Regions from separate parts of the Mus musculus genome. Here region 2 is linked to region 1. A link is a loop called in an ENCODE intact Hi-C map of the cell type or tissue named here. Cell type or tissue: left cerebral cortex. All regions are shown on one strand.

Region 1 (8,000 bases):
TTCTACATTCAGACCTCGGGCAGCTCTAGACAGTTTGTACCTAATCTCTATTCTCTCCACAGTGCTCTTTCCGGTATCAGAGCTTTGTTTCTGAAGTGCTAGTTTGCTCAATGAAATCAATGTCTTGCTTTTTTTTTCTCTACTCATGAAGCTGGTTTGTAGCCTGGTGAATAATCTTTTCATGTCTTTTTCTGGTTGCGAGCTTTGGATGTTTATGTTTTTCCGACGGATTTGTAAACACAGTGTGTTGTGCTGTTTCCATGAATATTTTACATACATTTTTAACATGACCCACTTCCTGGAAAGGAACTAGCTTCTAAGACTCTGTGAATCAAGAGAGCAAAGAGGGCCAGGTATGGTGGCACATGGCTGTTCTGCCAGCACCTGGGAGGCTGGGGCAGAAACGTCACAAGTTCAAGGCCAGCCTGAGCTACATAGCTGCACAGCAAGGTCTTGTCTCAGATAAACTGACTGACTGACAGACAGACAGATAGACAGAAACATAATAAAGAAAAAGGCAACAATAGGAGTTGCTTGGTGTGTGCTTAATGTGGGCTGAGGTCCAGCTGTGTAGTATCCATCCTTTATCGCACCCCCACTTATCCTGAGGGTGAAAACTGGAGAGAAGGGCACCCCATAGGTCTTGTGGTCCAGCCCTTTCCTCTGTGCTGGCAAGGCAGCTGAGTTGCAGAGACCTCTGTTGAGTCATTACAGGTCCAGTGACAGGATTAGGGAGACTGCCAGAGCCAGTGTGATCCGAAACTGTTGTTATCAAACCTAGACCTCCTCTGGTCTGACTTTTTTTTTTTTCCATGAATATGTGATTGTGTCAACACGCTTCAGAGGAACATGGAAGGGGCCACAGCTGACTTTACACTGCTGGCAGCTCTGGGATGACATTATTATTAACCAAATGACTGTTGTGACGCCCCAGCAGGTCAGGCTTCAGGCCTTGCATGTGGCTGTGATTGACCTGGGAAGCCCACTCACTATCCTTAGGCCCAAGAGTCAGATTCTGAGAGTGGCTGATGGTTCTCCCAGGCCCTTCTGGAAAGGCCGCTAAAGAATTTGCTTTGTTTAGTTGGGTGTGGTGGCACATCCCCTTATCCCAGCACTGGGAGGCAGAGGCAGGTGGATCTTTGAGTTCAAGGCCAGCCCTAGTTCTAAGATAGCCAGGACTATAGAGAGAAAACCTGTCTTGAAAAACAAAAACCGAGTTGGGCATGGTGGCGCATGCCTTTAATCCCAGCACTCGGGAGGCAGAGGCAGGCGAATTTCTGAGTTCGAGGCCAGCTTGGTCTACAAAATGAGTTCCAGGACATCCAGGGCTACACAGAGAAACCCTGTCTCGGGGGAAAAAAAAAAAAGAAAAAAAAAAAAAACCAAAAAACAAAAACGGGGCTGGTGAGATGGCTCAGCAGTTAAGAGCACTGACTGCTCTTCCAAAGGTCTTGAGTTCAAATCCCAGCAACCACATGGTGGCTCACAACCATCCGTAACAAAAATCTGATGCCCTCTTCTGGAGTGTCTGAAGATAGCTACAGTGTACACACATATAATAAATTAATTAATTAATTAAAAAAAAAAGAAAAACAAAAACAACAAGCAAAACAAAACAAAAAGATTTTTGTTTTGTGGTCACTCATCTTAGTAGCCTGGCAAATGCTTTTTGAAAAATAATTGGATCAATTATATATTTGAATTTATCTGCTTCTGTTTTCTTGGTTCAATAATCATCTTTGCGAGTTGTGAGAATGAAAGAACATCTTTCAGAACCTGATAATGCTTTTTTTTTTTTTAATTTTAAGGAGGCAGAGTCCAATACAGGTGTGTCTTGAGTCGGATTCCTGTGAGGTCCAGGTACAAGAGATTCACTAAGGCAGAGCTTCTAAAAGCCTATGAAGGTACTGAAGCAGGCACAGGGAGAAAGAAGCCTTGCTTGGACGCCATCTTGAAGGCCTGGTCTTAGCTGCTCCCAGGAAAGCACAGACTCCCCCTCAGGGTTCATTCCCACCTGGTTTAAAGATATGGACCGTGGACAGCAAGCTAGTCTAAGGTCTGTGAAGACAGCCAACTGCAGGGATCCCGTTGACAGGGACCAGGAAGAGCGGAGCTCGGAGAGATACAGTACTCAGCATCATTGGCTTATAAAGAATCTCCTTCTATTTCTTTTCTTTCCAAAGATTCATTTATTTTATGTATATGAGTACACTGTGGCTGTACAGATGGTTGTGGGCCCTCATGTGGTTGCTGGGAATTGAATTTTTAGGACCTCTGCTCACTCCAGTCGGCCCTGCTCACTCTGGTTGGCCCTGCTCGCTCAGGTCAACTCGGCTCGCTCAGTCCCTGCTTGCTCTAAGCCAAAGATTTATTTATTTTATACATAAGTTCACTGTAGCTGACTTCAGATGCACCAGAAGAGGGCGTCAGATCTCATTATGGGTGGTTGTGAGCCACCATGTGGTTGCTGGGATTTGAACTCAGGATCTTCAGAAGACCAGTCAGTGCCCTTACCCACTGAGCCATCTCTTCAGCCTGCCTTCTATACTGCCAATATATTGTTTATTGATCACCATAAAAATAGCCCAAAAGTTTGCATTTATTCTCTTCATTGGCTTCTGCGGACCATGAAGCCCCTGGTTCAGTCTCTCACAAGCTTGTGGGCAAGCTGCTGGAAGGCTCTTCAGGCTCCTCTTCCAAGTTCATGTGCCTGCCTTTGGCAGGAAGTCTCTGCCATCTCAGCCTTCCTCATCACCAACAAGGCCTTCCCTGGGCTGCCACGAGAAAGACACACACACACACACACACACACACACACACACACACACACACTGCCTTGCAGAGTTAGCCAGGATTGATATCTTTCAGGTCTTGCTGTTATTACAACAGTCACTAAACTCCATCCAGTCTTGTGGTCGGCTGCTCTTGGGTGTGAATACTAGGCTTCGAGGCCCCTGTGGGTCAAGCTGAATTGGGCTTCTGCACGATTCTTTAGTTTTTGCTAGAAAGGTAATGAAGGCAACTTGCGAACACTCCAAGGAGCAGGCTGTCTCTAACCTGCTCAGGGGAGTTGTAAGCTGAGCTGGGCGTGCCAGGTCCCTCCTATGGTTCTCCGAAAACCAGCCACCTGCTATTTGATGGTCTGTCTTGAGTGGAGCACAATCTCATTTCTTTTCCTTATACACAATTAGCTCTCTCCAGGCCAGGGTAAGGCAGGCTTTCCGGCACCCACGTGACCTTGCAACCTGGCAAGACTTGAATCTTGGCACGGTCATTAAACTCAGCCAAAATAGAGCATGTTATTATTCCATGCCGCAGAGTCGAGGTCTTAATTTAGAGGTTTGACAATTGCATGACGGGCAGTGTCGGGATCCAGGACTGACAGCACCAATTACTCCAGTCAGAGAGAAAAGAAGAAATGGGAAGAGGTCATATTCCCCCTCAGGGCGCAGTGTGCAGGCTGAGTCCTGGAACCCCCCAGGATGCTGCAGGTCATGTTTGTTGCTCCTTTTGGTCTCTACAGCACTCTCCCAAATCTCTAACACAGGGCAGCAATCCCAAGACATTAGTCAAAGGTGAACTAAGGAAGTCTCCCATGGGTTCTTGTGCTACAAGAAAAATGTGGCCCTAGGGACTCTGAGTGTCAGTGTTTCATGGGTCTCTCACCACAGGCTGGGGGCACAAAGCTGGAAACATAGCTCCTTGTCCACACTTCCACAAGAGGAGAAGGCTGGAGGAAAGGGGGAAATGATTTGGTTCCTATATGTAGCCCAGATGCCTGGTACAGCACAGGACAAGGACCCAAGTTCCTCAAGACGTGGGCTATGAAGCCTTGAAGGGCCTTAGCGGGGCTCTAGGGGAGGGGAGGCAGTAAGAGAGTGGGGCTAAAGCCTTAAGCTTGTTTGCCTGGTGGTATGGGCAGGTCTTTAAACATATGGCTATTAGCTGGTCATGGTGGTGCACATCTTTAATCCAAGGCAGAGGCAGGTGGATGTCTATGAGCTCAAGGCCAGCCTGATCTACACAGGGAGTTCCAGACCAAGCAAGATTGCATAGTGGGACCCTATCTTGAGGCACAAACAAAATCAACAGCAAGAAGGTCTGTCAAGATGGCTTAGTTAGGTGCTTGCTGAGCAAGCATAAGGACTTGAGTTCAATCCCCCAGAACCCCTAAAAGAGTTGGGTGTGCCAGATATACCTAGAACACTAGTGTATGTCGGGAGGGGAAGGACACAGTGACAGAAGGGTTCCTGACATCTGGCTGAGTTAGTAAGCTCTAGTTTACTGAGAGACAATGGAGGGACATTAAGGAAGACACTGGAAATTAATGTCTGTCCTACATATGTCCTGCAACCAGTGGGTCATTCTTAGCCACATATTGAACTTAAACCTATCCTGAGCTACATAAGACCCTTTTAAAAAGTCAGACTGACAATAAAAACAGCCAGAGGAACACCAATAAGAGCCAGAAATGTGTTTCTAATTCCCAGATTTATGAAGCATATGTAAGAGCCGTGCCATTTGACGATGGAGATTCTGGCTATTCTGCCTTCAGGACTTCATTATTTATCAAGCACTGTGATATGGTTAAGACCTTTGACAAGAACATCCTTTTTTCAATCCCTCAGAACACTGATAATACTTTCAAAGTCGTAAACTTTCTCTATCAGTGGGGCTCACCTGCTTTTTGTTTGTTTGTTTTGTTGTTGTTGTTGTTTGCTTGTTTATTTGTGGGTTTGGTTTTTCTTTTTTCAGTTTTTTTGTTTTTGTTTGTTTTTGGTATAACTTTTCCTGGAATTTCCATTCTCAATATGGACAGGTAAAAAACAATGGGTTCTCTGAATATGGAACCTGTGCTCAGCCTTCTACTCTTTACCCTCACAACACCATTCCTACTGGGAAATGCTTTTGGTTGTCTGTCCCCATACCCCAACCCCCACCCCCAACTCCCCTGACTGTCCTGAAACTCACTTTGTAGACCAGGCTGGCCTTGAAGTCTCACAGAGATCTGCCTGCCTCTGCCTCCTGAGTGATGGCATTAAAGGCGTGCGCCACCACGTCTGGCTAACTATTCTGTTCTCTGAGCCTGCCATCTTCTTGTTGCAAAGTGTTGGATCAGTGATCAATTGCCTTGAACTTGCCTTTGACAAGGGACTAGCGTACTGAATCCTGATGGTGTTCAAATAGCTTTGATTTGAGTCTTCTGCTCCACAACTAACATGCTAGGAAATTAAAACCAGAGGAGGGTTGGCATGCAGCCTTTCCTTTAAACTGAAAGATACTTAACTGTTGCTATTAGCATGAATGTCTTTATAAAAGTTTAAGATGTAGGATTGAAGTCACAAATAATATAAAATATCTTGGCGTGACTCTAACTAAGGAAGTGAAAGATCTGTATGATAAAAACTTCAAATCTCTGAAGAAAGAAATTAAAGAAGATCTCAGAAGATGGAAAGATCTCCCATGCTCATGGATTGGCAGGATCAACATTGTAAAAATGGCTATCTTGCCAAAAGCAATCTACAGATTCAATGCAATCCCCATCAAAATTCCAACTCAATTCTTCAACGAATTAGAAGGAGCAATTTGCAAATTCATCTGGAATAACAAAAAACCTAGGATAGCAAAAAGTCTTCTCAAGGATAAAAGAACCTCTGGTGGAATCACCATGCCTGACCTAATGCTTTACTTTAATTGTGATAAAAACTGCATGGTACTGGTATAGAGACAGACAAGTAGACCAATGGAATAGAATTGAAGACCCAGAAATGAACCCACACACCTATGGTCACTTGATCTTCGACAAGGGAGCTAAAACCATCCAGTGGAAGAAAGACAGCATTTTCAACAATTGGTGCTGGCACAACTGGTTGTTATCGTGTAGAAGAATGCGAATCGATCCATACTTATCTCCTTGTACTAAGGTCAAATCTAAGTGGATCAAGGAACTCCACATAAAACCAGAGACACTGAAACTTATAGAGGAGAAAGTGGGGAAAAGCCTTGAAGATATGGGCACAGGGGAAAAATTCCTGAACAGAACAGCAATGGCTTGTACTGTAAGATCGAGAATTGACAAATGGGACCTAATGAAATTCCAAAGTTTCTGCAAGGCAAAAGACACCGTCAGTAAGACAAAAAAGATCACCAACAGATTGGGAAAGGATCTTTACCTATCCTAAATCAGATAGGGGACTAATATCCAACATATATAAAGAACTCAAGAAGGTGGACTTCAAAAAATCAAATAACCCCATTAAAAAATGGGGCTCAGAACTGAACAAAGAATTCTCACCTGAGGAATACCAAATGGCAGAGAAGCACCTGAAAAAATGTTCAACATCCTTAATCATCAGGGAAATGCAAATCAAAACAACCCTGAGATTCCACCTCACACCAGTCAGAATGGCTAAGATCAAAAATTCAGGTGACAGCAGATGCTGGCGTGGATGTGGAGAAAGAGGAACACTCCTCCATTGTTGGTGGGATTGCAGGCTTGTACAACCACTCTGAAAATCAGTCTGGCGGTTCCTCAGAAAATTGGACATAGTACTACCGGAGGATCCAGCAATACCTCTCCTGGGCATATATCCAGAAGATGTTCCAACTGGTAATAAGGACACATGCTCCACTATGTTCATAGCAGCCTTATTTATAATAGCCAGAAGCTGGAAAGAACCCAGATGCCCCTCAACAGAGGAATGGATACAGAAAATGTGGTACATCTACACAATGGAGTACTACTCAGCTATTAAAAAGAATGAATTTATGAAATTCCTAGCCAAATGGATGGACCTGGAGGGCATCATCCTGAGTGAGGTTACACATTCACAAAGGAACTCACACAATATGTACTCACTGATAAGTGGATATTAGCCCAAAACCTAGGATACCCAAGATATAAGATACAATTTGCTAAACACATGAAACTCAAGAAGAATGAAGACTGAAGTGTGGACACTATGCCCCTCCTTAGAATTGGGAACAAAACACCCATGGAAGGAGTTACAGAGACAAAGTTTGGAGCTGAGATGAAAGGATGGACCATGTAGAGACTGCCATATCCAGGGATCCACCCCATAATCAGCATCCAAACGCTGACACTATTGCATACACTAGCAAGATTTTATCGAAAGGACCCAGATGTAGCTGTCTCTTGTGAGACTATGCCGGGGCCTAGCAAACACAGAAGTGGATGCTCACAGCCAGCTAATGGATGGATCACAGGGCTCCCAATGGAGGAGCTAGAGAAAGTAGCCAAGGAGGTAAAGGGATCTGCAACCCTATAGGTGGAACAACATTGTGAACTAACCAGTACCCCGGAGCTCTTGTCTCTAGCTGCATATGTATCAAAAGATGGCCTAGTCAGCCATCACTGCAAAGAGAGGCCCATTGGACACGCAAACTTTATATACCCCAGTACAGGGTAACGCCAGGGCCAAAAAGGGGGAGTGGGTGGGTAGGGGAGTGGGGGTGGGTGGGTATGGGGGACTTTTGGTATAGCATTGGAAATGTAAATGAGCTAAATACCTAATAAAAAATGGAAAAAAAAGATGTAGGATTGAATTCCCCATATCCCTGAAACCCACGAGGGCAATCGGGCCAGGACTGGAGAGAAGACTCCAGTTTTGGTTCTGCATTTGCTCCAAGGTACATGAGGTTTCCTTCATGTGTCTGTGTGGTCGTTAGCATTGATTGCCGTCTTGACAGAACCTACAATCACCTGGTAGACAACCCTCTGGTCATGTCCGTGAGGCATTATCTAGATTTGGTTACTTGGACTAGGAAGAGCCTCCCCTGTGGGCAGAACCATTCCTTAGGCTGAAGTCTTGGACTAAACAAACAAACCAACCTAGAAAGTGAGTTGAGCCCACACACTATGTCTACAACATGACTGCAGACACAGTATGAGCTGTCTCAAGCTCCTGCCGCCATGCTTTTCCCATGGACCGTATCCCCTCTACTGCGGCCGAAGGAAACAGCTCCTTAAGCTGCTTTTG
Region 2 (8,000 bases), 140 kb after region 1:
AATGACTTGGTGTATCTTTTAAGGAAGGCCTTAGCTGCAGAATGAGGAACAAAAGCTGGCGGCCTAGACGCTAAGAATCCAGAGCCACGCCCCTCTGCTGGCAGGGAACTATGAACTAGGCCTTGATCTGAGCCTCATGTTCCATGTGACACACAGGTGCTTCTCTGCCATCATGATTGTCCTCTGGTTCATTCACTCCTTTGAGTTTAGCCAGTGAGAGCCCCAGCCAGGTGGTAAGACAGCGAGAGGAAGATAGTGAAGAAGCGGGGGTGGGTCCTCTGGCACTGGCTCCCTCCTGCTGGGAGTTCTCAGTGGGCTCCAGCACTATCCTTCTGCTGGGAGGTTCCAGGGGGGTAGGGGTAAACTGCTTCCCTCCGCTGTTAGCTCTAGAACTCTTCCTCTCTACCTACCAAACTCTCCCCAAATGCCAGTTTTATATGGCCATCTGCTTCCTGCTAGGACTATGACTAATGCCTATGACACCTTTCTTGACCACATTTTACATTTTAAAATAGTCGAAAAAGCACCACCTTTGGGATTGTTGGGAGAAAAGGGGGTACACCAAGCCCCACCTCTCACTGTTTCTACCTCCAAGCCCAAGCACACAGAAGGTATCTAACCTAGTTTTATTTCCTGTTGCTGTAATAACAAAAAGCAACTAAGGGGGTGGCGGGAGGAAAGGTTTGTTTTTGTTTTCACTCATAATTCCACATTACGGCCCTTTGTAACGGGGAGGTGAAAGTGGTAGCCAGGCAGAGGTGGCGGGTGCTGTTGGTCCCAGTGCTTGAGAGAGACAGAGGCAGGTAAATCTCTGAGTTCAAGGTTAGCATGGTCTACAAAGTGAGTTCAAGGACAGCCAGGGCTACACAGAGAAACCCTATCGTAAAAAAACCAAAACAAAACAAAAAGGCAATACTCCTCTCCTATTCCCTGCCCCCCCACACACACACACGCCATAGGCCAACCTGATCTAGACAATTCCTCACTGAGACTCTCTTCCCAGATAATTCTAGACTGTGTCAAGTTCACAATTAAAACTACAAATTCTTGCCTGTCATTCTGATTCCAGTGTGGTAACCCCACAGAATCAGGGGTTGCCAGGCTCCTCAGAATTACAGGAAGTACGGTAGACCGAGATGTAGTATGTAGACCCCGCTCCTGTGGGGAGGGGGGCCTCTTAGGCAGGTGAATATGTGCAACATCTCATGTGGAAGGGGACCTCTAGGCTCATTACTAAAGGACATTATTGTTCCTCCTGGCCCACAGTCAGTACACTGCCACCTAGAAGATCTTCCCACGTGTTGGTTTAGGCTTAGTGGGGTTTATTGGCTACACAGAGCCGGCCATTCACTATCCACTCTGCCTGGACATAGGGCCTTTTAAGCCCATCTTATGAAGACAGCATTTTATACTGTGCCTCCAAGAGACCCCTTTCTCTGGCCTGTTGGGACCCATATCTCCACCATCTCCTCTGCCTCTGTCTGCTGCCTGTGAAGACAGGCTGCTTCCTGCTGGCCCACATGGCATAACAATTGAAATTTATCTCATGGGAATTTGCTTCCCTTAGGAGGGCCCTTGTATCCTTTCTGGGTACTAGAAGTACAAAGCACTCAGAGCTGTCCCTGAGCCCCAGCTCCTGGGTAGTGAATCTATATTATAGTGTGGCCATAAGGCCTTTGCAAGGACATTTCTCTGTCAAATGGACCCAGCACCCACCTGGCATCTCTGCCTCCTGTCTCATCCCCATCTGTCTCATCAGTTGGCCTTGTATATGTGCATATTCATTGCATACATAAATAAATAAGTGGATCTTGTTGCTCTGACTGAGTACCACAAACAGGGTCACTTTTAAAGATTAAAGTCCAGGCATGTAGCTTGAAGGTAAAGCAAATGCCTAGCATGAGCAAGGTCCTAGCCAGACACCCGTGAATAGAGGCATACAGCTTATTTGGCTCACAGTTCTGGATGTAGGATCCTAGGAGCAATGTGCTGACTTCTATCTAGGGAGGACCTTCTTGCTGTATCATAACATGGCATGGGGTATCATATGGCCAGACAGCAAGGGTGAGCTGAGATTGCTTTTCCTCTGCAACAAGAGCCACTGACACCATCACGTAAACACACACACACACACACACACACACACACACACACCTATTACAAAGGCTTTACCTCCAAACACCATGTACATATGAATACAGGGATTGCCTTTCTAATAAGTGGGAAGACAGTCCAAACTATCCCACACTTGGGGAGTTGTGCCTATGGGAGGCAGAGGAAAGCCTCCCTTCTTAGCAGCGCCGCTCCAAGCTGGCTCATGCTCATGCATCCACCTGGAGGAGCCTGCTTCCCCATCCTTGACATTTGACCTCAACCCTACACTCCCCATCTTCCCGGAAGCCTGACCCACCTAGGTGGTCAGCCATCCTGGCCTGCCAGGCCCTGCTCCCTGGCCTCCATGACAATGCAAGCATGAGCAGGGGCCAGGGAGGCATGGCTGACTAACAGCTCTCAGCAGTCACAACTGCCTCCAGCTCCTGCCTGCTCCTTTTGGGGATCCCTTTAGCTTCTCCTTCCTCTGCTTGCTTAATACACAGCCTATTCACCCACCATTGTTTACCCCATCCCCACTCTGCCTGCCACGGCCACCTTGAACATGTCTACAATTCAATAGTGCAGCATAGAGCCTCGTCTCTGGGTTTGGTTCTGGCTTTTTTTTTTTCCTGCTGTATAAGATAATGTGCATCTCAGCCTGCACGCCCCCTAAGCCCCAATCGCACCAGTGTTCACACATGCAGTCCTTAGGCACTCTCCACTCCCTGATGAGACTCCTTCCCCAGATTCACTCAGGAGTCAGCCCATCTCAAATTTCTTTGATATTTTCATTCTCTTTCCGAATGCCCAGTGGCATTCGAATCGATTCGAATCATCGATTCTCTCTAACCAGCCCTGACAAGACCACACACACTTTACCTGAAGTGAGTTCACAGGTCTTACATCTTATCAAATTATTCTTGTTATTCCATTCTTGTTTGCATTTGAACCACTCACTGGAGAATATTTTGGAAATCTTGGCAGGGGCTGCCACTCAGGTGGTTTAACAGTGCTCACAAGAGATTGAGCAGCGTGGGGTTTTGAGGAGACAGGGGAGTTTATTGAAAAGAATAAACAGATGGGTTTGCTAAGCTCTCTATAAATTTACTAAGACAACCTAAGCCATACAGCATGAGTGTGTATATATGCTCTCTCACGCTCTCTCTCTCTCTTTGTCACACACACACACACACACATACACACACACACGCACACGCACGGATTTTTGTGTGTAAAACACATGAGCACACAAGTACACTTGGAGAGCGGGAAGCACGCAGAGGGAGGCCTGGAGCCCATATGGACAGCCCGAGTCCACAGAGACTGTTCTCACCAAAGGCCGGGTGACTCACTACAGTGTAGAAGACCCAGAACCCAAGGTTCAGAGACAAGTCTGAGAGCTTCCTAGTTGTAGCAGCTATTTGTCTCATTGGTGTAACAAAATACCTTACAAAAGCAACTTGAGGAAGAAACGAGTTAATTTGGCTTACAGTTCAGGGGATACAGTCTACAGCAATGGGGATGGCACAGGACGGGAAGCAGAGGCCACTGGCCACACCATGTCCAGAGTCAGGAAACCAGGACGAACGCTGGAGTCAGTTTGTTTTCTCCTCTTTACTCAGTCCTGGACCTCAGACCATGGGATGATGTCACCTACATTTAGGGTGGGTTTTCCCACCTCAGTAAGCCCCACCTAGAGAAGCCCAAAGACTTGTATCTATGGTGAGCCTTAATTCCATCAAATTGGCAAGATTCCTGAGTCTGTCCCATTCACCTGAGAGCATACCAACCCTCCCAAATCAAGCAGTCAAACCATCAGGAATAGGAATCTAATATAGATGTGACTGAGTCAACCACCTGCCTTCCCTCCTGTGAGGACTTTCTAACTCAAACCCATGCTCCTATTGGTCTGGTTTACCCCCCAAGCAATGGGTTTCTTTCAGCAAGAAGGTAGCTAGCTGGCCCTAAAGAAATGGTTCAGCCTCTGATCTCTAAACCTGAAGATGGACACAAGTCATGTTAAAATGATTGGGGCAGCTGGATGTGGCAGCTCATGCCTGTAATCCCAACACTTAGGGAGCTGAGACAGGAGGCTTGCCATGAGTTTGAGGCCAACCTGAGCTACTATGTAGAACATTGTCTTAAAATAAAATAAGTTAAATAATAGTTAGACAAGAGTGAACTATGGGCAGACACTTGGCCCATGTGGAGGGATCATGACCCCACAAAGCCGCAGGAGACTCACTAGAGAGAGTATGTATCTCATTAGCTGCAGCAATTTGGTCTCTTGCTCTGGTCTGGCTGTCTGTAGGGATAGCCATCTTAGCAAGGGTATATCTAAATGGATGAAGGGGCATCTTGGTGGGGTCTGGGCTAACTATTCAGGGAAGACCTTGAATTTCCTACTGGAGCTGCCTCTTCCACCAACATACAAAAGAGTCCTGGTCCCAGAGTGTGAGAGCAGTAGAGCAGAGTCACCTCCATCATCAAAAGCAGAGGCACAAACTGGTGATGATCCCTGTGTTGCTTGGACAACTTTCTGACTTTTGGCTGAAAAAAAAAAAAAAAACAAACAAACAAGAAACATAGTTAAGGGCTGGATGGGGGACCAAGTGGTTAAGAGCCTTGACTGCTCTTGCAGAGGATCCTGGGTTCAGTTCCCAGCCCCACATGGTGGTTCACAACGATCTCTAACTCCAGTCTAAAGGATATGATGCCCTCTTGTGGCCTCCATGGGCACTGCAGTCACATAGTACACAAAACAATTTTATATTTTAAAAAAGTAACTAAGTCTAGCGTGGTTACTAGTGCACACCTTCAATCCCAGGACTCAAGAGACAGGAACAGAAAAATCTCTGTGAGTTCCAGGTTAGCCAGGGTTCCATAGTGAGACCCACTCAAAAAAACAAACAAAAACATAGAATTTAAACAAATGGAAAAAAAAGTACAAGCATGAATTTTCCTATGTTTAAAAGCAATAATCAAGTGTGGTGGCACAAGCTTGTAATCTTTAAGCCCTTGAGGATCTAATGCAGGAGGGTGGTTGCAAGCTTGAGGCTACGTTGAATTATATAGCCAGACCCCATTTCAAAAAGCCTTAACTAAATACAGTAAACAAGCCACGTGTGGTAGCACGTGTTCTTCCTCGGAGGGTTGAGCCAGGAGGATGACATATTCAAGCTTGGTCTGGATAGTTTAGAGGAAACCTGCTTCAAAATCAAGTTTAAAACGGCAGACTGTTGATGCCTGGTGACACACATCTGTCATCCCAGCACCCAGGAGGCAGAGGCAGGAGATGTAGGACGGATGTTTCCTTAGCTTGTGTACAGTCCTCGCTTCAATCCCCGGTGCTGTAAAACATAAGTCATTAATAAACAAATAGTCGGGGCCCGGGGTGTCACTCACGGTAGGGCTATGTGTGCTTTGCATGTGTGAGAATCTGAGCTCTACCTTCAATACCAAAAATAAAATATAATTTTTAGAAATGGTCTTGGTGGGGGGGGGAGCAAAAATAGCTCTGTTCACCACACACACACCTAAACTTGTAAAAATAGAACTCTTGGCCCTTTGAGATTATAGGTGATTTATTTTTTTTAAAAAACTGGTATTTTCTAATTTGGATATAATAAAAAAATATATACTAATTTGTATAGTAAAGTACTTATAGAAATCATTTTTAACAGATGGAGAGAAAAAAATAGTTTTAAAAATACTTCTATTTGCACCTTTGCAAAGGGCTCCTGGGAGCCACTGGCTGCGGGATGTGAGGCGTGAGTGGAGAGCTTTTCTGGGATATGGTCACTCCTAGTCTCTTCAGTCTCTGCTCCAGGTGGCCTTTGTGCTTGGGTGACATTCTAGCTAAAGTGTGCTCTGTCCGGGGCTTCTGTCCTCAGGCATCCGAAGGTGTCCCCATGAGGTTCTTCACGAAGCTGGACCAGCTCATCGACTTTTACAAGAAGGAAAACATGGGGCTGGTGACCCACCTGCAGTACCCCGTGCCCCTGGAGGAGGAGGATGCTATTGATGAGGCTGAGGAGGACACTGGTAGGAAGGGAAGGAAGGGATGGCAAGTGTGGGGAGGTGACAAAAGGACTCTGTGGTCCAGCCTCACGGGTGCTTCTAGACTAGAGTACCTCTTTGGAGGTTGAAGGATGCTTTCACAGGGGTCCCGTACCAGATATCTGCATTGAAATTCATAACAGTAGCAAAATTACAGTTACAAAGTAGCAACAAAATAATCTTATGGTTGCGGTTACTGCAACCTGAGGACCGTATTAAAGGGTTGCAGCACTGGATTAGACAGTCTTGCTGGCACAGAAATGATTGGCCGGGAACTCATATGACTCTGAAGTCAGGTGTAGACTAGAATTCCTGCTCCCCGGCTTGTTGCCTTTGTGGCCTTAGGGACTTCTGACTCTCTGAACCACAATCTTGCCTTTAAAGAGATTAGATAAGAGTAGCCCATATTAATCTCTCAGGATGTCACAGGACCAGATGAGCGCGTGAATGGAACACCATCAGCAGTGCACTCCAGAAATGAAGTTGCCATCAGTTTCTTCACTATAGTGAAAGTTGAGAGGCTCCATGCACATAAGTGAGAGGGTGGGGAAGTGCTTCTTCATGTACCATCACTAAAGGCAACCAAAATGGTCATGGTGGGACATGCCACAGGCTATTCCAAAATTTAGGATGCCAAGGCAGGAAAAGCATGAGTTTGAGCTAGCCTGGGCTCCATAGTGAGACACCACCATCTGTAAAGAGGCTTCTAAAATATGTCGGAGAAAAAGAGTTTCCAAGAGTTTGTGAAGGCCAGCACAGAGACAAGGAGCCAGTCTTGGAGAGACAGGTATGCAGAAAGCCCTGTAGCAGGACACCCTTCCTTTCATCTCAAAGGTTCCTTGCCTGACAGAAGCCCACATGTTACCTCGTGAGACGCTCAGCAGGTCAGTGAGTTCCCGGCAGGTTCCCCGGGGAAAGCATTAGACATGTAGTGTTGACATCCCAGGCCTGGCTCCTACCTGTCCCTGGAGAGAATATGCCAGGTGTCTTGTTATACTGTGGGCTAGCTGTGGATTGCCTGGCCTCTGTTTCAACCTTCTCCTTCCTGAAGACCCTCCAGAGGGCAGCCAGGAGAGCTGCCTCACCATCCTGAGGGAGCCACAGAGGCACATGGTGAAGCATGTGTCTTAGATGGCCATGGTTTGAAGCCTGCTTAGATGGGGGACTGCCCTGTCTCCTCTGCCTGACCTCTAGAGATCAGCAGCTGAGGTATAGCTGAGACCAAAATTCACAAGAAGGCCACAAGGCCACATGGCAGCCTTGACCTGGTTCTGTAGCTATGTCCTTGACAGGGCACCACTCTCTCTTCCCTCAGGCTACCATGCTTTTTCTCAGCTTGCTCTGTCACTGGCATCCCATTAGAGGCAAACCCTTCAATGTGTCCTATAAAGGCTCTGGAGAGAATCTGTTTCCTGACCTTGACTTCACCTCCCCAAAGCTCCTGGTCACCTGCAAGACCCAAAGCCAAGGGACACCCAGTGCCTGGACCAAGGCATCTGGTCCATCTTGGGTCTTCTCGAGGGCCTGCAGTTCCAGGGCTCAAAATAGGTTCAGATCTGTCTCCCACAGCCAGAGGGAAAGGAATGTACAAATACACTGAAGAAAAAAACCCTTGTTTCTGTCACCTGTGTAGTGCTATGGCTGACCAGAGTGGCCATCAGGGGGCAGGGCAGGGCTTGGGCAGGAAGTCCTGAGTCTAAATGTCCCAGTCACCTTGACTTTGTGCACATGAAGGACATTTGAAAGGGTGGGCAAGGGTTACAATCTCCCAGATGAAAGTCAAGTTGTTTGATATTTTAGGTCTCAGAAGCCCTTTGCTTTCTAAATTTGTTTCTGAGGGTCTAGAA

What was found. Hi-C counts contacts between places; a loop is a spot of excess contacts. Peaks named below come from ENCODE experiments on the same cell type or tissue, not always from the same donor. Only the 100,000 strongest peaks of a DNase experiment are listed, where the experiment ranks them.
Region 2: it touches region 1 in a loop (2.0-fold over the local background); 2 of 42 quality-filtered maps call a loop at or near these places.

Annotation. Positions count from the first base shown.
Region 1 is chr1:87,524,151-87,532,150 of GRCm38, forward strand. It overlaps a transcript of Ngef not described here. Among named protein-coding and RNA genes, the nearest start is that of Ngef, 18 kb to the left of the region's middle. In left cerebral cortex, no CTCF peak of the experiment used is centred here; a DNase peak (open chromatin) is centred at 3,275.
Region 2 is chr1:87,659,400-87,667,399 of GRCm38, forward strand. It overlaps Inpp5d (inositol polyphosphate-5-phosphatase D), which reads left to right. Exons shown (of 27, transcript NM_010566.3): 3 at 5,988-6,138. Among named protein-coding and RNA genes, the nearest start is that of Inpp5d, 43 kb to the left of the region's middle. In left cerebral cortex, CTCF peaks have their summits at 4,830 (motif pointing left) and 7,802 (motif pointing right); DNase peaks (open chromatin) are centred at 108, 363 and 1,642; H3K27ac peaks cover 1,224 bases.